2 separate regions of the Homo sapiens genome follow, and region 1 is linked to region 2. The links are chromatin loops, found by intact Hi-C in ENCODE. Cell type or tissue: Panc1. All regions are shown on one strand. Links, peaks and the distances in the headings refer to the core of each region. The heading gives the core; the rest is flanking DNA. Region 1 holds the start of LOC124903515 (a long non-coding RNA gene). Region 2 overlaps PAQR5 (progestin and adipoQ receptor family member 5).

What was found. Peaks named below come from ENCODE experiments on the same cell type or tissue, not always from the same donor. Only the 100,000 strongest peaks of a DNase experiment are listed, where the experiment ranks them.
Region 1: a loop joins it to region 2, with 4 times the contacts of the local background. A loop is called at or near these places in 8 of 110 quality-filtered maps.

What each region holds. Positions count from the first base shown.
Region 1 is chr15:69,068,418-69,079,680 of GRCh38, reverse strand. It overlaps LOC124903515 (a long non-coding RNA gene), which reads left to right and starts at 5,462. Exons shown (of 2, transcript XR_007064692.1): 1 at 5,462-8,368; 2 at 9,440-11,012. In Panc1, for the core only: a CTCF peak has its summit at 5,496; a DNase peak (open chromatin) is centred at 5,110; H3K4me3 peaks cover 1,387 bases; H3K27ac peaks cover 1,229 bases; H3K27me3 peaks cover 451 bases.
Region 2 is chr15:69,389,520-69,400,782 of GRCh38, reverse strand. It overlaps PAQR5 (progestin and adipoQ receptor family member 5), which reads right to left. Exons shown (of 9, transcript NM_017705.4): 6 at 11,003-11,129; 7 at 3,219-3,315; 8 at 668-809. KIF23-AS1 (KIF23 and PAQR5 antisense RNA 1) reads left to right here. Exons shown (of 2, transcript NR_132971.1): 2 at 3,035-3,879. Among named protein-coding and RNA genes, the nearest start is that of KIF23, 19 kb to the left of the region's middle. In Panc1, for the core only: a CTCF peak has its summit at 5,988; a DNase peak (open chromatin) is centred at 5,972; H3K4me3 peaks cover 265 bases.

The sequences.
Region 1 (11,263 bases), core at 1,982-9,981, 320 kb after region 2:
ACACACACACTTTCACAATCTGATTTTGTTACTGTCTGTTTAAAACCCTTCCATTGTTCTCATTTCTCTTAAGATAAAAAGCACATATCTAAAAATGGCTTATTAGTAGGGTGATCATATAATTTATTGTCCAACAGGGCACTTAAGATCAAAAAGATGCACTACAGATGTAAACTGGGACTAAGGCCATCTACTTATGAGGCAGGCCATGATCTGGCCCTTGTTTCCATCTCCAGCCTCATCTGTCACCTTCCAGCCCACAGGCTCTAACTGCAGTCTTACTGAGCTATAAGCAGCCACCCTCTTCCCTCCAGACCTCTCAGCACAAGCTGTCCCCTCTTCACAGTACTTTCCTTCTTCCAAGTCTCCCTACACCCTACACCCTACTCTTTGGCTTATTCTGTATATCCTTCGTGTCTGATTTACCTTACTTATTTAATCAGTTCTAAAATGCATGTTCTGGCCAGGCGCAGTAGCTCATGCCTGTAATTGCAGCATTTTGGTAGGTCAGAGTGGGAGGACTGCATGAGCCCAAGAGTTCGAGACTAGCCTGGGCAACATAGTGAGACATCGTCTTTACAAAAAGTTTAAAAAAAATTATGGTTGAGTGCAGTGGCTTATGTCTGTAATCCTAGCACTTTGGGAGGCTGAGGCAGGTGGATCGCTTGAGCTCAGGAGTTTGAGGCCAGCCCGGGCAACATGGCGAAACCCTGTCTCTACCAAAAAAAAAAAAAAAAAAATTAGCTGGGCGTGGTGGCATGTACCTGTAGTCCCAGCTACTAGGGAGGTTGAGATAAGAGGATTGCCTGAGCCTGGCAGGCAAAGGTTGCAGTGAGCTGAGATCGAGCCACTGCACTCCAGCCTGGGCAGCAACAGAATGAGACCTTGTCTCAACAACAACAAAAAAAAAAGTTAAAAAAAAAAATCCGGGCATGGTGGCTCATGCCTATAGTCCCATCTACTCAGGAGGTGGGAGGATCACTTGAGCCCACGAGGTTGAGGCCGCAGTGAGCTGAGATTGCACCACTACACTCCAGCCTGTGTGAGTGACAAAGACAGACCCTGTCTCTCAAAATAAATAAATAAAATAAAATGCACATTCCTCACCTCCCTACCACCCCGTTACATTTTCACATCTCTGAAATTAGAACAGATCTTGATAAAATCCACAACACGTCACGGTTCAATTGGCAGCATTTTTCTTAGTGGTGCATAAATTAATGATGCATCTTTTTTTTTTTTTTTTTTGAGACAGAGTCTCGCTCTGTTGCCCAGGCTGGAGTGCAGTGGCGCGATCTCAGCTCACTGCAACCTCTGCCTCCTGGGTTCACGCCATTCTCCTGCCTCAGCCTCCAGAGTAACCAGGACTACAGGTGCCCGCCACCACGCCCGGCTAATTTTTTGTATTTTTAGTACAGACGGGGTTTCACTGTGTTAGCCAGGATGGTCTCGATCTCCTGACCTCGTGATCCACCCGCCTTGGCCTCCCAAAGTTTTGGGATTACAGGCGTGAGCCACTGCGCCTGGCCAATGATGCATCTTACAACAGAAGGCATCTTGGGTTTGATGACCGGTGTTATCACACTGTACTGTAACTGCCTAGTTCCATAGCTAGCTTTCCACTTGCTGGGAAAGCTAGTCGTTGAGGGCAGGACTGTGTGTTATTTTTCATTGGGCTCCCACTGGCACTTACTGGAAAAATGGTAGTTCCACGATAAACATTTTCTGAATGTGCATGAATAAATGGATGCAGTTTCATCAACTTTTCTGAAAATACTTTGTATCTTTTTCTGCCTAGGCCCTACTTAACTGGTGACATAAAACTTACAATGAAGCAGAAAATTTCAGAAGAAAAATTTGTTTAAGGACAGGGGGTTTACTCTCAGACATTTCTGCACATTTTTCCCCGTCAACATTTCTGGTTTGCTCTGGGTCTTCAGATCTCCTGAAGACTCTCAATGACTGAATGAAGGCAATCAAGTTCCATATAGAAGAAATCTTTGTGTTTTTAAAAGCAGGACTTTAGATCTATAAAAGTGAAATAAAATTATTGTATACATTTGTATTTTCTTTCAAAGTTTCAATCTCACTCTTTTTTTTTTTTTTTTTGAGACAGAGTCTCACTCTGTCCCCCAGGCTGGAGTGCAGTGGCGCAATCTCGGCTCACTGCAAGCTCCGCCTCCCTGGTTCACGCCATTCTCCTGCCTCAGCCTCCCGAATAGCTGGGACTACAGGCGCCCGCCACCGCGCCCGGCTAATTTTTTGTATTTTTTAGTAGAGACAGGGTTTCACCGTGTTAGCCAGGATGGTCTCGATCTCCTGACCTCATGATCCACCCGCCTCGGCCTCCCAAAGTGCTGGGATTACAGGCTTGAGCCACTGCGCCCGGCCCTCAATCTCACTCTTAACTTGGTTCACAAAGCGGAAGTGACAAATACAAAACAGAAATTCATTTATTTATTCAACAAATATCTGCAGAATCCCCACCACTTGCTTGCATTCTTTTCCATACTGAGAACATCCCAGTGAATGAGACAAGGTCCTTTCCCTCTTGGAGCTTACAATCGAATGATGGTTGAGATACAATGATGTACATACAAATTAAAAACATAATATTTCAGAAGCTGTGACTGCAATGATGATATGTGAATATACCATTTTATTACACTTGTGGGTCCCCAGGCTTATCTGATCATAACAACTGCCAGGGAGCTTGTTCAAAATACAGATTCTTGGGCCCCTGCCAGCTCCACTGAATTAAGATCTACAGCAGAGAGGCTGGGGCAAAACTATTCTAGGGAGTGCTCCAGTAATTCTTGTGATCACCTAGGCTGTGTCAGAACTTTTGAACTTTGGCTGCAAGCTAGAATCACATGGAGAGCTGTGAAGATATGTGACACTGGATCCCTTTCCCATCACTTCTGATTTCACCCATCTGGGATGAGTCCTGCATCTGTATTTCAAAGCTCACCAGATGATGCTAGTGGGCAGCCAGGGTTGAGAATGGAGGGCTACACTGCCTCAGGGATGGTTGGAGGTCAGAATTAACAACTTGCTGCCCACTCCTGCTCAGGAATCAGGAATCAGGATCTTGTATGCAGCTGCTTGCCTGTGTCCAAGATTAAATGTCTTTAGCCTACACCCAGGGACAGATGGGCAGCTAACCCAGGTACTGTGTCTTCTGCGTCTGGCTTTATACCTTTGCCTTGGATGTAGCTCCTCCTTGGATGTGTTTCCTGTACAGAGCCAAGTCTGAGAGGTGACCCCTGCTGTAACATTTCAGCTGGGCCTGGCCTCAATACCCAGCTGTGATAACCTGATGCAACACTTCCACTCACCTAGCACAAGCCATTCTCTCTTAGCAGTTTCTTTGGAATGTCCTCAGTGTATAATTTCCATTAGTAACTTCATTTTGAAATCCCATCAAGCCTACCAGCTGCTATGCCAGGAACCCAAAATGCAAACACTCCAACAGTTCCCCTTTTAAGAAAAGAAGAAAATGTTTTCCTTTTTCAGCTCAAAAATTTCCAAAATCATTATGTCACTACACCTGGCCTCTGAGGGGAGAAGGAGAGGAAAACAAGAAGATGAAAACCCCAGAAAACCCTGGCGTGAGAAGCATTGTCATTCTCTTTTCCTACAACCAGCCCCTGAAGTCCCTACCACTCTAATACATTGTATCCTAACTGGGCACAATAGTAGTTTTTTTTTCCCCCCCAGAGGTAGTAGAGTGCTATGGAAAAAACTCAAGTTCAGGCCTTAGTTGGAGATGTGTGACTTCTGTAAGCCTCAGTTTCCCCATTTGTCAGTTTTGTTGTGAGGATTGGAGGAAGCATAACTAAAGCAGTAAGCATGACACCTGCACATAGTAGGTAGCTATGATTGTTATTGCATCCTCTCTGACTTTCGGTATTTTTCTCCTAGAGAAATGATTATGCTGGGATTTTTTTATGTCATTGCTCAATGAGCTGGAAAAGGCAGCCCTGCTGATTAGAATGCTGGTTTGCAGGAAACAGAGTGGTAGTGTTGACATTTGCAAAAAGCTTTCTTGCTAAACTTTAAACACTTGGCAGATCTAATCCTGCTGGCATTGCCTGTTAGTGATATTTCTATGGCTATAACGGACATGCCGATCAGACACCCAGGGAAAGGGCAGGATAATTGGTTTCCCTCAAGTTTCCAGCAAAGTTACGTGGACGCAAAGTCTATTTTAGCATGGAGGGAACTAATGTGTATTGAGTATTACCTGTCTAGCACATTTGGAGGTGCTCAATAAATGCTGAGAAGCTGAAACTGCATAGGCCAGAATGGACTATGCATTTTTATTCTGTGCTATGTGTTTTGCTATGGATAAATGGTTAATTTCAAATATTGATGTATTTTTTTGAGCAAAGGGTGTGTCAGTCCACATGCTAGGTTCTGGGACCATACCTGTAAGCAAAACAGAAAAGGTGTCTCTGCCTTCTGAGCCCTCAGCACAGAGAGGGTGACAGGGAAGAAACGGGAATATTCTCCTACTCTGTGTGCTAAGTCCTGTGATGGAGAAAGCACTGAAGGCATCTAACACAGCCTGGACTGAAAGCTAGGGAAGTGGAAATATATGCTGGCTCTGGAGGGCAATGGGAAACTCAGGGAAGGACTGAGCCTCGGAGGAACTGGAAACAGGTTAGCCGGCCGGTGCAGGAAGAGGAGAGAGGCAAGGTGAGGAGATCCCAACTGGTTTTGCAAACCTTACTGGATCTTCTGTTGGGCAGGCCAGTGTGCTGCAAGGCAAGGGCTTGTCGTTGCTATTAAAATAATTTCACAGAGGAAAATCGGCTTTTTGGTAAAGTTCCATTTAAAGTTGTTTTTTTTTTAATTACATTGATGGAGATAGTGGGTCTTATAATTTTAGGGCCTCCAAAGGTCTTAATCAGGCTCTGATGGTGAGCTCATTAGGGCAATGGGGAGTTATTGAAGCATTAGCAAGAGGGTGGCGAAAACGCCCTCCTTTCTCTTTGTCTCACCACGTTCCTGAGGACCTCTGTTCAGTAAGCGCAAACGGGCAGGCGTGGCTGCGGAGGTGGAGTCCATCCATTTCCTGGTTTTCTGCTCAGCCTGCGGGAAGGGCAGGGAAAGAGTTGGGGACTTGGTTGCTCCCTGGGCTTGGCACACCAGTTCAGCCTTGGCTTCGGGTCCAGGGTCCCCCACCCAAGCTCCCGTCTCTGGGGAAGCCCAGGCAGGGCGAGGACTAGCGCGGTGATCGGGAGGCTGGATCCTGGAGAGACAGGAGCCTGCTTTCCTGCCCCGAGCGGCCACGACCTCGTAGGGTTGCAAACCGAATCAATCCTCTCCGTGCCACCACCTCCAGTATCTTGTTTGTTCTCTGGACTCGATTCCTCCCTTTATGCAAAATCTGCTGGGACCTCCCGCGCCTGGAGACTCCCGGGGCGGCGTGCTGTCCCCACTGGGCGCGCAGCGCAGAGCGCCCCGGGCAGCGAGAGCGCTCCCTGCACCCAGCCCTGCTCCGGGCTCCCCACCGCGGCCCTTTTCTTAGGTTGTAGACACTCCCGCCCCTGCACGTTCCGAAAGCTGCACATCCAGCGGGAAAAGGCGAGAATGGGGTCGGGCAGTTCCCAACGTCCCCCTCCACAGCCCATCTCCGAGCACCCTAGGGGCAATGCCAAGCAAGCGAAAGACCACAGCGAGGCGGTTCCTCGCTGTTACTTTAAAACAAAGTGTGTGTTTTCTATGTTGGGATGTTAAGGAAAAACAAACAGGTAAAATAAGATGCTTGTAGTCACGACTCAGTGGGTAAAATGCTGTTTCTATTTATCTCCTCTTCCTTCCATCTCTGCTATCTGCCTGCCTCTCTCTCTTTTTATGATTTTCTTTGTTTTATCACACAGGGAATATGCAAATGCATTTTCATTGTAAGAAGTTGAAACAATGCAGGAGATTACAAAGTAAAATGTGAACACCATATTGCAACTCGCCACCCCCATTCCACTTTCCTCCACCCTGGTAAAACCACTGCCTGCCATTTGGTATGCGACATTCACTCCTATTCCACGCATTTACAAGTATGTGAAAGTACACATTCGGATATACACAAATATAACATTATTGCATATATGCACATATGTACATGCACACATAACTTTTTTGCAGTTTTATGTCATGGAGACCATACAGTAAGTGTTCTTCAGATTGTCATTTTCATGTACTAATATGTCTTAAGGAGCTGTCAATGACAGAACATACAGGTCTTTTACGCCATAGCTCTCTTTCTAATAGCTGCAAATTCCAAACTGTGGATTTCTCATGGATTATTTAACCTCCCATTATTTACATTTCTGGTGTTTCTTTTTTTAAATTTTTTATTTTCTTTCTCTTTTTTGTCATTACAAACAGGAAGCAATGATTATTGTATTAGTTATTTACTGCTGCCTAACACAATACTCCAAAAAGTAGTGGCTTAAAAGTATAATAAATATTTATAATCACTCACATTTTTTGCCAGTCAGGAATTCACAGCTTCTTGGGTGGGTGGTTTCTGGCTCAGTGTTTTGCATGGGCTTGCAGTCAAGATGTTGACTGAGGCGTCAGTCAAATGAGGCTTGACTAGGCCTGCAGGATCTATTTGCTCTCAGAGCTGGCAAGTGGATGTGGGCTGTTGGTGGCAGCCCTTAGTTTCTCACCCATGTGGGTCTCTCCACAAGGCTAATTGAGTGTCCTCACAACATGGTGGCTGTTTCCATCATAGCCAGTCATTCGAGAGAGCAAAGTAGAAGCATAGGGCCTTTTATGACCTAGCCTCCGAAGTCACACATTGTCACTTTGGCCACATTCTATTCATTAGGAGTAAGTCATTAAGTGTAGCCCTTTTGTGAAGGGAAGGGTATCAAAGAATTTGTGAACATATTTTAAAACCACTAGTATTACCCTTATACATAATCTTTGTGTAGTTGTGTGACTATTTCCTTAGAATACATTTCTAGAACTGGAATTGCTGGGTCTAGCAATATATGCACTTTTAACTTTGATAATTCCTCCTGTTTGTATTAGAAACTGTTCACTGTCCCCCTACTATCCATTTTCTCTTTTCTTCCTTTTAGCAATGAATCTCCTGAGTTTCAGGTGGGTATGAGTTGAGAATATATTTTCCACCCCCCTTGCTACTACATGGGGACGTGTAACTAAGTTATGACTGATGAGAAGCATTGTGTGCAATTTCTGAATCAGGTCCTTAAAATACGCTGTTTGTTGTACTTCTGCTTTCCCCAGGGAGAAATCTATTCAGAGAACAGATGTGGTAGTGGGAGTCAGCTTCCAGCAGGTGATGCAGGTAACACCCCTGGGGATGGTGGTACAATGTACAGAAAGAACCTGTGTCCTTGTATAACCTTGTGGAGCCGAGCCAGCCTTCTTTCCAGGACTTTCTACTAGCTTAGACTTTTGTATGAGAAAAAAATAAAATAAAGCTTTTATCTTGTTTCAGCCACTGTTACTTACTGATGATTTGCCTCCTCGAAAGCCTCCCCAACAATGTATGAGTATCCATTTCCTCCATCCTTGCCCACACTAGATATTATCAATCTTCAAAAAGCTATCAATCTGATGCCCCCCTAACTTATGACTTCATAATCTCCTTCACGTGCTATTGCTAGGGGCAGGGTGAAGGATATTGATATAAAATTCAAGAAAAAAACCTACCACAATCATATTAATAGAAAACACAAAGATATAATCTTGCTTTTGAGAAAGAAACTGCAATTTCAAAAGGACTCATACATCCCCCCATAGACTCTGCATGGATGCTGTGCCTTCCCTCAAAGGCATTACAGACTAACTGGGAAAAGGTATCTGGACATAGAAAACTAGCAGTACAGAGTGGAACAGTCTGGCTGGCTAATTCCTGGTACTGACCCAGGGAGATTGAGAAGGGAGCTGTGATGGAGGACATTTAGCCTCCCAAAGTCAGTGGTTCATGAATTTCGTATGCTATTCGGGTGAGAAGCAGGGAGAACGGAGTGGACTATCTGGGAGAAAGTTGTGGCAAATGCTAAGGGTACAGGCTCTGGAGTTAGACTGTCTACATTCATGTCCCATCCCTGCCACTTCACTCTGTTGGCACATACTTACTGAGTGCCTTCTGCAAGCAAGATACTATTGGTGAGGCTGGGCATTCCACGAGAAACTCTGCTGTAACTGGATCTTCCTTTCAGAGTGCTGAGACAGATGACGACAGGCTGGGCTTCAGTTCCCTCACCTGGAGAGTGATGAGAACACCAGCGCAAAATTCCAGGGCCATTGGGAAGATGGAATGAAATAGTACATGTAATGGCTCGCATCCATAGTGCCTGGAACATAACAAATGCTCGTAAAGGTAGGTGTTATCATTAAGAAAAGCCATGAAGGAGAAAGTCCCTAGAGCCCCCAAGGTTCCTTTCTGTGCCTTCACTGGTGACTCCCATAAACTTTGTTTTAATGCCCCCGATATAGTGTGGATATTTCTCCCCTCCAAATCTCATGTTGAAGTGTGATCCCAGTGTTGGAGGCGGGGGCTGGTGAGAAGTGTTAGGTCACGGGAGTGGGTCCCTCATAAATGGCTTGGTGCCCTCCCTGTGGTAATGAGTGAGTTTTTGCTCTATTAGTTAGAGTGAGATCTGATTGTATAAAAGAGCCTGGCACCTCTTCCTCCCTCTCTTGCTCCCTCTCCTGCCATGTGACCTGCCTACTCCCCCTTTGCCTTCTGCCATGAGTAAAAGCTTCCTGAGGCCTCACCAGAAGCCGAGCAGATGCCAGTGTCATGCTATCCAGCCTGCAGAACCATGAGCCAAATAAACCTCTTTTCTTTATAAACTACCCAGTCTCAGGTATTCCTTTATAGCAATGCAAAATGGACTAATACAACCCCCCCATAGAAAAACTCCTGCTTTCATAAAAGATATCAGTTCTTTCTCACTGAGGTGAAAATGATTGATGTAGTTTGATGCACTACTTCTGTTGCATTTACACTTTAGTGGAGAACATACTGTGTTTGGTTAAATCACAGGGACGAAAGTCTAATTATGAAATTTCAGGCATCAGCAAAGCTAAACCACAGGCATTTGGGCCAATTGAGGGTGCTTCACTGATGCTGCTGAAATAAACATTTTTAGGGAGCTGGCCCAGTCTTCTCTTCCCTTCCCTTCCCTTCCCTCTCTTCCAGTCCCTTCTTATCTCTCCTCTTCTGTCTCTGCTCCCCTGCCTCCCTTTTCTTTCTCTCCCTCCTCTTCCTCCTCTCCTCTGTCTCCTCTCTGTCTTTCCCTTGCTTAAATGGCTATCTAAGTCCCTGATGATTCAATGTGATTACGTTTCCATAGGCAGGTGTGTGTCTTGTTTAGTCACATTAAAAATAAATCACTTGGCCACACGCAGTCGATGCATCAATCTGTTACTTTCCTCTGCTTTCCAGGAACAGATTGCTCAAAAATCAGACGACTGTTGGGTGAAATGCGAGTGGGGAAAGGAGTGAGATGAAGGGAACAGAGCCCTTCCAAACTCGCCCTTCAGCCTTCCTACCCAATCAGAAAGGAAATCAGTCATGCCCACAATCCTGCCAATAACACAGTGTAGCGGCTGCATTCTTTGGACCAATGACAGTGAGCTGTAGAAGAAATCTCATTTGGAGAAGAGATGGGGGCTTGTGTTTACTGAACATCTACTACGAATCAGGCCCTGTGCTTTTTTTTGCATCTGTTCTCTTCTAAAGGGGAATCAGGATCCTGGCTGAGGGACCCTGGACTATTTCACCTTTCAGGATCTCAGTTTCTTTAGACCAAAAACACTAACTCTTATTTTTTTGTTGCACTTTTTTAAAAAAAATTAAACTTTAAGTTCTGGGGTACATGTGCAGAATGTGCAGGTTTGTTACATAGGTATACAAGTGCCATGGTGGTTTGCTGCACCCATCAACCCATCATCTACACTAGATATTTCAACTGATGCTATCCCTCCCCTAGCCCCCCAACCCCAAGACAGGCCCCAGTGTGTGATGTTCCCTTCCCTGTGTCCATGTGTTCTCATTGTTCAGCTCCCACTTATGAGTGAGAACATGTGGTGTTTGGTTTTCTGTTCTTGTGTTAATTTGCTGAGAAAGATGGTTTCCAGCTTCATCCATGTCCCTGCAAAGGACATGAACTCATCCTTTTTAATGGCTGCATAGTATTCCATGGTGCATATCTGCCACATTTTCTTTATCCAGTCTATCATTGATAGGCATAATTCCTATTCTTTAAAAAATTTTTTTTTGTAGAGATGGGGTCTTGGTATGTTTCCCAGGCTGGTCTCAAACTCCTGGGCTCAAGTGATCCTCCCACCTTGGCCTCCCAAAGTTCTGGGATTATAGGTATGAGCCACCACACTAATTCATATTCTAATAATTCTTTCTGGCATCAGGGACAAGTCTTGGGGTTATTCAGACCTAGCTCCACCCTTTTGGGTAAATTACTTATTATCTCTGAGCCTCAGTTTCTTCATCTCTAAAATGGGGATGGGAATCAAGATCAAATGAAAAAATGTATTTAAGACATCTTTTTAAAATGGACAGCTAATAGTGATGGTGTTTAATCTTTCCTTCATAATATGCACATTTTCACCCTCTTAGAGATTTTTTTATATTTTTTACAGGTTGGAATGGTGGTTTTCCAGGTGGTATGAGTATGTGTGAGTGTGAGTGTGTGTGTGTGTGTGTGTGTGTGTGTGTGTGTGTGTGTGTGTGTGTGTGTTCTTTTTATTCTTGATGAAAATAGTCTGAGGAAGAGACAGCTGAGGTTTTTTATAGTAATCTCGTCACTAATGACAACCAGACCCTGGCCTCCATAAATGCTACTGGGCATTCAGTCAAGGGGTAGCTAGTATCCCAAGATGTTCCCTAGCAAATCAGACCTCCCCTAGTGAATCACATCACCCTTGTGTGATCCCCTCCCACACTGAATCTGAGCTGGCCTGTGACTTGCTTTAACCAATAAAGTGTGTTGGAAGTGACACTAAGCTGTTTGTGGTCTAAGTTTTAAAAATCCTCAAATCTTATACTTTTGTGCTTTGGGGATCCTCAAGTCACTATGTAAGAAGTGTGGTCTCTCTGTGCTGGAGAGATCACATAGAACAAGTGGAGAAGGAGAGACCTTGAGAATATATGGATAGAGGAAGACAGGGAGGAAGGGAGGTCCAACTGTCCCAGCTTCACAACTGAGCCAGGCCTCCATCCACCCCCTCAAGGCACCAGCGAAGTGAGTGA
Region 2 (11,263 bases), core at 1,557-9,556:
CTTTTCCCTTTTCTGCACAGCCCCCTGTTGTCTGGTACCCTCAGAGCCATCTTCATCCTTTCTTTCCTCTTCCTCTCCTCGGCTGCTCCCAATGTACTTTTTCTCTTCACATAGGATCTCTCTCACCCAGGCTAGAGTGCAGTGCATGATCATGGCTCACTGTAGCCTCAACCTTCCAGGCTCAAACCAACGCCTCCCAAGTAGCTGGGACCACAGGTGCACGCCACCATGCCCAGCTAATTTTTGTATTTTTTGTAGAAATGGAGTTTCACTATGTTGCTCAGGATTGTCTTGAGCACAGTCTCAAGTAATCTGCCCACCTTGGCCTCCCAACGTGCTGGGATTACATGTGTGAGCCACCACGCCCAGCCCCAATGTTCACTTAATCATGGGATTCCATGTTCTGGATGACAATAAGACACACTGGCTCCATACCCCATCAGAATGCTTTAGGCTCCTGGGCCCACCTGCCCTCCATCCTGCCCATGCTACCTAACAATGCACCTGCTGCAGACATCCTGACCTCTGTCAACTTGCAATGTTACTCGCCTTGGCCTCTCTCTCTGCCCTTCCCTGCCCTTTGCAGCTACGTGCACTGGAGTCAGGGACAGGACCCTCCCCAGTCAGGAGGGCAATGAGCAGAGCAGCAGGGCTGTTGCCCACTCACCGATGTAGTCAAAGCGTCCAGGGGCTAGGCGTTCTGGCAGATGTGCAGAGTACAAGAAAGAGGCCAGGAGGGTCATGATCATGTGCTTCTGGTGGTACGAGGTGGCTTCATTTTGTGCACTCTCCCCTGGGAACAGGAATAGCTGCAGGTGTTTAAAGAAACATCAGGTCTTGAGAGGACAGGCCTGAGGCAGGCCCTCTTCCTTCTCAGCACCTGCATCTGGGACTTTGGGGGCTCTGACACCCACACATGTTAGCACACATACACAAACTCCAGAGGCCAAGGCCCTCACCTCCTCAGGTCTGTGACCTGGTAGAGGAAACTCAGGCACCATGTGAGCAGAGCTCCTATCCTGAGTGTGGTCGATTGAGACTCGAGACTATTGTATTTCAATCCCCCAAATACTCATGAGAGTCTTTTGGTTTATTTACTTAACTGAATCGGAGAGAAAAAGGAAAGAAGAAAGGAATGGGAAAGGAAAAGAAAGACAAAAAATCCTATTAGATAATTGGTATTCTTTCTGGGGTAAAATGTAAGTACAGTTGACTCTTAACATGCAGGCTAGGGGCATTGACCCCCTGCAGTCAAAAGTCCATGTACAACTTTTGACTCCCCCAAACTTAATTACTAATAGCCTCCTGTTGACTGGAAGCCTTACCTGTAACAAACTGCCAAGTAACACATATTTTGTGTAGGTATTATATATTGTATTCTTACAATAAAGTAAGCTAGAGAAAAGCAAGTGATATTGAGAAAATCCTGAGGAGGAGGAAGAAGAAAAGGGGTCGGTCTTGCTGTCTCATGAGTGGCAGAGGTGGAAGAAAATCCATGTAAAGTTCCAACCCATGTTTAAGGGTCAACTGTTTAGTGGATTCACACTGGAACTCACTTTTTATCAGCACATCCACTGAACTGGTGCTCCTAATTAAGGCTTTAAGGCCTAGAAATCCCTGGAAGGCCTTCTGAGTCATCCAAAAGTATCAATGATGGCCACTATACTGTTTCAGAGCTAAGTATAGTTTTTGTATTATTGTTATAAAGTCATAGTAGCCACCACTTACCGAGGGCAGCAGGCCAGGCCTCTTACATGCATCATTTCACCTGAGCCACAATTATCATAAGGCAGACTCTATCTTCCCCATTTTGCAGGTGAGGAAGGTGGGCCAGAGAGTGACTTGCACATCACTTAGTGAGAAGTGAAGTCAGGATCTGAATCCAGGCAGGCTGATTCCAGCATCAACATCACCACTTAGAACTGGACCTCCCCTTCCCTCTGCCCTCCTCTGACTCAGCCACATGCCAGAAGCACACGATGCTTGTCACAACACAGGACTTGCACTGCCTGATTTGGAGGTACATGGGACAGAATTGCTCTGTCTGCTCTTGGTTTCCTGTGTGTGGTCTGCGCCCTTGAGGAAGGAGTGAGGGGAACGGGCTGCAGCCCCATCTTTGGCGCTCTCCCAGACCCACAGAGGCAGAGCACAGAGAACGTGCTCAATGCCCCAGCTGCTGGGTGGAGCTCAGCCCCTCCCCTTGTCCCTCAGCCCTGCCATCTGGGCTTTATTCTTCAAGCCCACAGGACGCTGCCTCTAGGAGGGAGCTTCACTCACCGGGTACTGGACAGGCACCGCAGAGCCTATCAGATCCATTGTTTTCCCCTACAAAGGAGGCCTAGTACCCTTATGTACAGATGAGGAAACTAATCTGAGGCTTAGAGAGTTGTGTGTCCTGCCTGAGGTCACATAGCCAGTGAGCAGTGGGGCCAGAATTTGAACTCAAGCCCGTATGGTTTGAAAGTGCGTGGACTTTCCCCTTCTAGTCCTACTTGTTGTCCCTCCTACACTCTCTTCCTTTATGCTCTCCATCTCTTTCCCATCGCTCCTTTAAGACCCTCATTCATGCCTTTTCCTTCAATACTAACAGTATACTACTTGATGATGGAACAATGCATTCCCGAACTCTTGCTACCAGTCAGCACTTGACATGTTCCCCGTGTAATCCTCCCCACAGCCCATGAGGTGTTATCAGGCCCAGCTTACAGATGAAGGAAATCGAGGCATAGAGAACTGGCCCAGGGACTGACAGCAAGTATTGGAGACCTGCCTGCAGAGCTCGCTCTCCTGCTCACTCCACTCAGCCCCAGGCTGCCTGTTCTATGACGTTCCCGAGCCCCCAGTCATATTGTCAGTCAGGGCCTCTGTGCTTATGTCATCTCCTAACCACTCCTCAAGTGCCACCAAGGCAGCACCTGGGTGTGGGGGAAAGAAAGATATATCAGACTGTTACTGTGTCTATGTAGAAAAAGGAAGACATAAGAAACTCCATTTTGATCTGTACTAAGAAAAATCTTCTTATTTATTTTCTCAGTCTCTCGTCCCACCTGACGAGAAATACCCACAGGTGTGGAGGGGCTGGCCCCCTTCACCTGGGTCTCGACTCCTGTTTTGTTCTGCGGTTCCCATTGCAGTGCTGTGACCCCCCAGAAGCTCAGGAAAACAACTGACTTCCTGGTGTTGCCAACAGGCAGAGAGGAGATGCAGCCAGTCCTTACCCTGTAGAAGATGGGGAGGGAGTCCCAGGTGTACGGATAAGCAAAGGCGAGGACACGAATCACCTTACAGAGTCTGGGCTTCTGGATTTCAAGAAACCTAAATCAGGGAAGGAAAGTGGGGAGGAAATGGAATGAAAAGAGTCTCAGCAAATTGCATACGCACATGCATGCACACCGAGGGCCTGGTCATCAACAGAGGACAAGCATTTTTCTACAAGCTCCTGTGGCCAGCAGCTTCTCCACCAGCCTCGTCCATTCCTCCCACCCCAATGGAAGTGACAAAACTTCAGATGCAAAAAGATCTCCAGGGACACCATCTCCTGACCATGGGAAGCAGTGGTGTCCAGACTAAGCCAGAAAGGAGGCGCTGGGCAGAAACCCTTCAAGGGCCAAGTTATGTAACTGCCAAAGAACCTTTTAAAACTCTAGTTGCTACAGGGACAGGGAACGGGTAGGGGGAATCGGGGGATCCACTGCCACAGACTCTTGGGGGGCACACTCTGCAGAGGCTGAGATGCACCCATCTAGTTGGAGCCCAGGTATTATCATGCAGGAGACCTGGGTTCAAGTAGGTGTTTGACCCTTGGAGAGCTTTCTGGAATATTTATACCACACACAGGGATACTTGGCTTGGGAAAACTAAATAAACGTGAAGTCTTTCCTTCTCTTCTTCATTGCCACCCTCACCCAACCTCCAATCCAAAGACAGCTGACAGCAACATTAAAACAAGTGATGCTGATTGTTGAGAAGAGAGGCAGGTCCCCCCAGACAGAACATGACAGGGCCTCAGCTGACTTGGGCCCAGCCTGGGGCAGCAGCTCAGGGTATGGGGAACTGGGTAGCACAGACAGCAGGCTGCACACTGGGAGGACATGGGGAGGGGCAGGGAGGGTCTCTGCACAAAATCACAGCCCTGAACTGAGGCCTGGGTAAGGAAGTGCTCATGGGCCCTGGCTGGGCCACCAAGGCCAGGTAGTAGGGACAGGTAAAGTCCCCACATCAATGCTGAGGTGTACTGTGGAGGGCTGTGTCCTCCCTTGGGGCCCACAGGGCTGCAGGGTAAGGAACCCAGCACAGTGGATGCACAGCCACACGCTGAGGCTCTTGGGATGGCTGTTCTGATGCAGTCTGTAAAGGCAATGCATGCATCTGGGCCCTTTCAGCCTTTGCTGACAGTTCTGCCCCCTATCACACTGGAGGGATGGGGTCTGTGTCCTGCTGTGGCTCCTATCTCTGCTCCCAAGAACCTCGGTCCCAGTCCACAAGCCTGTTCCTTCTCCTTCAAATGCCATCTGCTGTTTCCTCTGAGCCCAGACCGATTTCACCTGGCCAGGCTGTTCATATCTCGTATGAGCCAGTAAAGCCACCTGACCATAAACCCAGCTGCTGCCTGTATCTCTCAGCATGGAGTATGCAGGGACTTCCACATTGGGCAGTTAGGGAACCCTCCTCAGGCAGGTGCCAGATCTGGTCAGGCCTGGATCCTGGGGACCCAGCACAGAAGCAGGTCTGAGGATGCGGACATTCTCCAGGCTATTGTGCTCCACTCAGTCCTCAGGGCAACCGAGCACAAATGGCCCACCCGGAGATTCCTGTTTCAGGAGAAAGGGACACCACTGTGTGCCCGGAGAAGCCCCACAGCCTCCCAAGACAAACCCCAACTTCACTCCAGCCCACTTTCGTGTTTCTTCTTTCCTGACCCTGCCTGTAAGTCATACATGGTACATGGCATGTACCAGGTGAGAAGCTCAAGGAGAAGGAACTAGGATGCATCATCCCCCCCGAAAAAGAACCAAACTCCCGGAGAGGTGAGGCAGCGCAGCACTGTGATTTTATGTGGAGAGCTTGATTGGGACACACTGGGTTCAAATCCTGACCCTGCCCTTCACAACCACGTGACCTCGGCAGGTCACTAACCTTTGTGTACCTCCTGATCCTCATGTGTAACACAGGGACAATGACTGTGCCTTGTCACAGCCTCGTTGTATGGATTTGATGAAACGATGCTCCCGAGGTGTTTAGAACTGTGCATGGCACAGTCGCACAGACTAAACAGCAGCTTTTAAAAACACATGCATCGTGGAGCTCCATTCTCTCCCCATCCCCACCTTGTATCTATGTTGGTCCAGATAATAGGAACAGGAGGGAACAAATAGGTTCTGGGTGATTTGCCTGAAGTCAGATGAGCCAATAAGAAGCAGAGCTAGGATTTAAACCCTGGGCTTTCTGGCCCCCAAGTGTCACCCCCTCTGTCTCAGGCAGTAGGCTGCGCAGACTCAGACCCCGCCCGGCCTTCACCCTTCCCTGCCCGCTCTGCCCCTGGAGCAGAGGGCACACACTCCTGCTATCCCGAGAGCCAGGTATCTGCCTCACCGGCCTTCTTAGTCCTCCGGCAGACCCTGCCCTGCCGCGGCAGGCCGCCCCCTCCTGCCCTGTGCCCTGCCACCGCCTGCCGTCTCCAGGTTGAGAGGCTCGCTCTTAAAGGGCCCCTGTGGCCACTTACACGCGAAGAAATCTGGCTGTGGCTGGCGAAGGCCATCCCCCAAAGCATGGATTTTCTGTGACTTGAGACAACATTTCGCTCGGCCTGATAAAGTGTTTCCCCAGGGGCAAACGGACCAGCCTCTCCAGCTGCAAAGCCGGGTCTAGAGGGAAAAGAGAAGGAGAAAAAGCAGAAGAGAAGAGAGACAGCAACAGAGAGAAAAAGGCAGAAGGGCCAGTAGCTCGGGAGAGGGGCCGTCCGCTACCAAGTTGCAGTTCCGCATTAGGCCACGCGATGTCGCCACAGCCAGAGCAGAACCACAGCCGCAGCATCCTCAGAGGCGCCCCACGTGCGGCCCCACAGCCCAGCCTGCTCGGGCTTAGGGCAGTCCCGCACCAGAGGGCTAAGGGGCTGCTATAGAGGAAGTGAGGTCTCTGCTCAGAACGAGGTTGGCAGGACACACTGGGTTACGGGAGAAGCCTTCGTTAAGAAAGGGTCGATTCAACACAATCTGACAAAAAAGCTGGAAGGATTGGCAACTGGAATTCCGGAACTAGGGCTTGAAACTAGCGGGCCTTTGGAAAAATCATTCTATTGCAGAGGCGCACGCACGAGTGCACGTGTGTGTGTACATGGGGGCGGTAGTTATGGTTGTTTTATTGTGTAGGAGTTGTCTTATTTTGGAGAACTGCAGGGATGTAGACATTTCCCCATGCCCCTAACTGGCTATAGCAGCACTTTATCCTCTGGCCAAGCCTCTGTCTGAGAACCATGTCTGCTGAGCCTTCTACCTCCAGCGCTGACCTCAAACCCCTTCCAGGTCAGCTCCACCCCTCTGAACTGCCTCAGCAACTGCCTCTAAGCTGTCCTTAGAGCAGAGCTCATGGGTGAAAATTAATCTCTCGCCCTCACTGCTCTGACCAGGAGGTTTTTCACTCAGCAGCTCTTTGAAAAAAAAAAAACAAAAAACAAAAAAAAAACAATCAATGGTTGGATGCACTGGAAGGAGATGGACAGTGATTTGTCCATACAGTACTTGCTGTGTAACTGACATTCCTGAAGGGAGTGGCAGCCGTTTCCTGTGCAGGCATGAGCAGGCCAGGGCCTCGGCCACCCCCACCTTGCTCCAAGAACCACGAAGAGGGCACGCATTCTCTCATTTCCCCTCTCAAATGCTACAGAATGAGAAGGCAGTTTTCTGGAACATTTTCATTTGAACCAAAGTCCATGACAATAAGAACCAAAAACCACTCAGGGGACGACAAAGCTCTCTATGTTGAGATTGGCCTTAATGGTCTGCCTTGTAATGGAACGAATGCCATTTCAACCCTGATTTTCGGGCAAGCATCAGATAACTGTCAAGCAAATACTGAGGTTCCTGGTCTCCCCCAGGAGGTCTTCCCCTCCCTGGAGGGGAAGGTGGTTCTCTCCCGCTCCTGCCCAACTGCAGCCGGATGGAGCAGGAGGGAGAGGCAGGGGTGGAGCCTGGGGGAGGAAGACAGCTGGGAAAGGAAGCTTGGAGAAGACACTAAGGCATCGACATTGCACGATGCCCAAACCAGAGAGGACCCAGAGGGTATTGTCTCAGATGCCCTCATTGAAGACGTAGACCCTGAGGCCCAGAGTGGACAGTGACTGCCCTGAGGCCATACAGCAAGTCTGGGGGAGCAGGGTTGAAATTCAGGCCTCCAGATACCCACACCCTCCTCTCTACCCACTTCTTCTGAAATTACTCAGGGCCAGCATCACTTCTGCACACGAGTCAGCTTTCTCACTCTCCAGACACCAAAGGCAGAGACAGGGAATGAAGAGAGGGGAGGACAGGCCTTGTAAGAGCAGCAAAACCATGGGTCAGGGAACGTGGAGCGAGGACGAGGTACAAAGGGCACTGGAAGGGCCACATGCCCACTCTACCTTTGGGTGCAAGAGTGTGGCATGTGCCCCCTTCCTCCTTTTTGATTCCAACATAGCCCCTCACCTCCCTCTCCCCTCAGCTCCCACTTCAGTTGCTGCTAATATGCCTGGAAACCCCTCAGGGCATGGAAGCTGAGTGCGTAGGATTTTTTTTTTTCCCTAAGAGATTCTCATCCTTCATGAGCAAAGGGCCAGTCCTCATAGGACCCACAGGCCCCCAGCCCACCATCCAAGCCCCTCTGTAGCTGCTCTCCTCCATCTACTCTTGCAGACTCTGGCAGCTCTAACACACCTTGCTGCTTCCCCACCCTGGCCCACCCTCTCTGTAGTCCTCATCCTTGTCCTGGCTGGTTGCTATGTCCTCCTCTTCAGCTAAAGTGTTCTACCTCCTTCAATATCCAGTCCTAAAGCCACTTCTCAGAACCCTGTGTATACCGGCAGGTGTCATTCTGCCTTATCATTATTTGTTTACATTACACTCCCTCCTGCTACACTCTAACGGAAATCATGGCCTCATGGACCTCTGGGGGCATCTGCAGTCTGTCTCTCCTATGGCACTGGGTGCTCTCTGAAGGCAAGGGCATCCTTCTGGCACCCTCAGCTCCTAACGTGGTACCTGGAGTATGGCAGGCATTTAAGGAATGTTAGATGGGTGGGCGGGTGTGTAGATGGGTGGATAGATGGAATAGGCACAGATGTACTCCATAAATAAATAACCCATTTCATTGGCAAAGGGAGAAGCCCCCAAACTCAGGCACCCAGGAGATGTCTGGCAAAGCTGCCCTGACAGATAAGTTCCTCCAAAGACACCAGGCATGCCACATCCAAAAGACCCCATCCGTTATATCTGAACCATCAGGGAAGACTCCTGGCTAGAAGAAAGTAATCTAGGCTGGGCAGGGTGGCTCACACCTGTAATACCAGCACTTTGGGAGGCTGAGGAGAGTGGATCATCTGAGGTCAGGAGCTCGAGACCAGCCTGGCCAACATGGCGAAACCTTGTCTCTACTTAAAACAAAAAAAAATAAAATAAAACCAGCAAGTGTTCTAAGAATTTGAATTATGAGCTCATGGGGAAGCCATCTTGGATCATTCACTCTGGAGACAATTTCTTTTTTTTCTTGGCTCCACTGCCCGGGCTGGAGTACAGTGGCATGCTCTCAGCTCACTGCAACCTCTGCCTCCTGGGTTCAAGCGATTCTCCTGCCTCAGCCTCTTGAGTAGCTGGGATTACAGGTACCTGCCACCACACCCAGCTAACTTTCGTATTTTTAGTGGAGACAGGTTTTCACCACATTGGCCAGGCTGGTCTTGAACTCCTGACCTCAGGTGATCCACCCACCTGGCGCTCCCAAAATGCTGGGATTACAGGTGTGAGCCACTGCACCCAGCCTCACTCTGGAGACTTTCTTCCACACTCACGAAGCCTTCTCTTCCTCCTCTGCCCCCTCAACCTGTGGTACTCTCCCTGTCTAATCCTAAATTTCAAACGCCAGAGCCACACAGCCCTAGGAGAGCGAACCAGATGGGGCAGTGACTGGTCCAAGGACCAGGTCCAAGAGTGTCCAGGTTCCTGGACCATGGCCAGTCCACAAGCCCATGCACCCAGGTCTCCGGGGCTTGCTTCATCTCTGCTGGACTTGTTTCCGCAGGGTTATTACTGTTCTATATCTGTTATACCTCCCTTCATCCACGGCAGGGACTCCTAGAAACAGACTTTCACTCCCATGGAAGGCAGCTCCACACTTCCAACCCACCTTAGCGCAGGTGAATGGAAGGCGAATTGGAACAAGTATTCCCAATGCTGTTTCAGAATCTATCCTTCCATTTAAAAATAAAAAACAGAAACAAAAAAACTGGTTTGTCCTGTTTGTGAAACTTGCCTGCTCTCCCTTGTGAAACTTGCTGGCCCCACACATCCCAAGTGTCACCCAAAGGAATTTGGAGACAAAATCATTCTGGAGAAGTTACCAGATGGGGCATATCTCACCTGCCTGTTTTTTCCTGGGGAGAGGGGGGCAAGTGGAGGCAGGGAGACTCCACTGGCTCGCTGGAGTTGCCATTGCGGGAGGACAGAGAACTCAGATGTACCTGCCAGCTTACCTTTCCTGACCAGCACGAAAGGCCCCCAGCCCAAAAGTACCAGCCTTGGCCCTATTCAGCCAGGGCTGTCACCCCAACACAACCATTTGGGAGATTTCCTGAGTATTTTAGGGAAAAGGAACTTTCAGGCAGTTCACTTCTACAAAGAGCTGAATAAATTGGTGTAGTTATCCCCATAACAACATTCTCTGCACTCACACCCCCATGAGTTTTCTTGAAAGAAAAAAAAAAAAAACAGTGGGAATTAGAGCGCGTAAGCTGGGCCTGACTCACTGATGAGGGATGCATAGGGCATTTGAATAACACCATCATCCATCACATATGCCCAGAGGCAGACACACCCAGTCACCATTAGTGACCACACATTTATGGGACATCTCCTCTGTGCCAGGCTTGTGCTAAGTGTCCTGGGTACATTACCTGTAATCCTTCCATTTGTCTTAGGGGTATTTGTAATGGCCTCATTTTATAGATGAGCAAACTGAAGTTCAGGGTGGATAAGCCACTTGTCCAGCAAATGGAACCAGCTGCATAATTTGTAAAGCCTTGTACCGAATCAAAGAGCAGGGACCTCCCTGTTCAAAAATTATTACAAATTATTAAGAATGCAGCAGACGAGCCCAGGAAGGCGAGGCTACAGTGAGCTGAGATCGCACCACTGCATTCCAGCCTGGGCCACAGAGAGAGACCCTGTCTCAAAAAAATAAATAAATAAATAAATAAATAAATAAATAAATAAATAAAAAACAGGTCAGGCACCATGGCTCACGCCTGTAATCCCAATACTTTGGAGGGCCAAGGTGGGTGGATTACCTGCAGTCAGGAGTTCCAGACCAGCCTGACCAACATGGTGAAACCCTGTCTCTACTAAAAATACAAAAATTAGCTGGGCGTGATGGCGGGTGCCTGTAATCCCAGCTACATGGGACGCTGAGGCAGGAGAATCGCTTGAACTCAGGAGGCGGAGGTTGCAGTGAGCCAAGATTGTGCCATCACACTTCAGCCTGGGTGACAGAGTGAGACTTTGTCTCAAAACAAAAACAAAAACAAAAAAAGGCAGCAGAGTATTAAACCAAGTATGAGACTCTCTGAGCATGGAGGCCTGGAGCTTGCGTGCCCAGGAAGCTGGTTTTGCCAGCATAGGAAGTCCACCTGGAACGGAGTCCTAGGTTCCCAAGCACCTTTTCCATTGAGCCCACCTCTTCCCCGGCTCCCTCAAAGAGTGCAGGGAGCTGCATGCAAGACCCTCCCTCCCCTCCCATCTGAGGTCAGAGCGACCAGTACCTGGAGTAGCAGGAGAGGCCTGTGCTGAGGATGGTGTTCAGTACAGCCAGGGCCACGTAGTAGTCATGGAAAGTGGTGCACATGAGCGCATCCGGGAACGTGTATGCAGAGTAGGCAATGGCTGAGCCTGGGGAAGAAAAGCCAGCCTTGGGAGAGGAGCCAGGCCTTGGCACCACATGGGCCCCTTGCAAAGACTGTCCCCAGCATCTGGCTTGGCCCTTATCATTCCCACAGTCCTGGCTCTGCGCCCTCGCTGGTGCC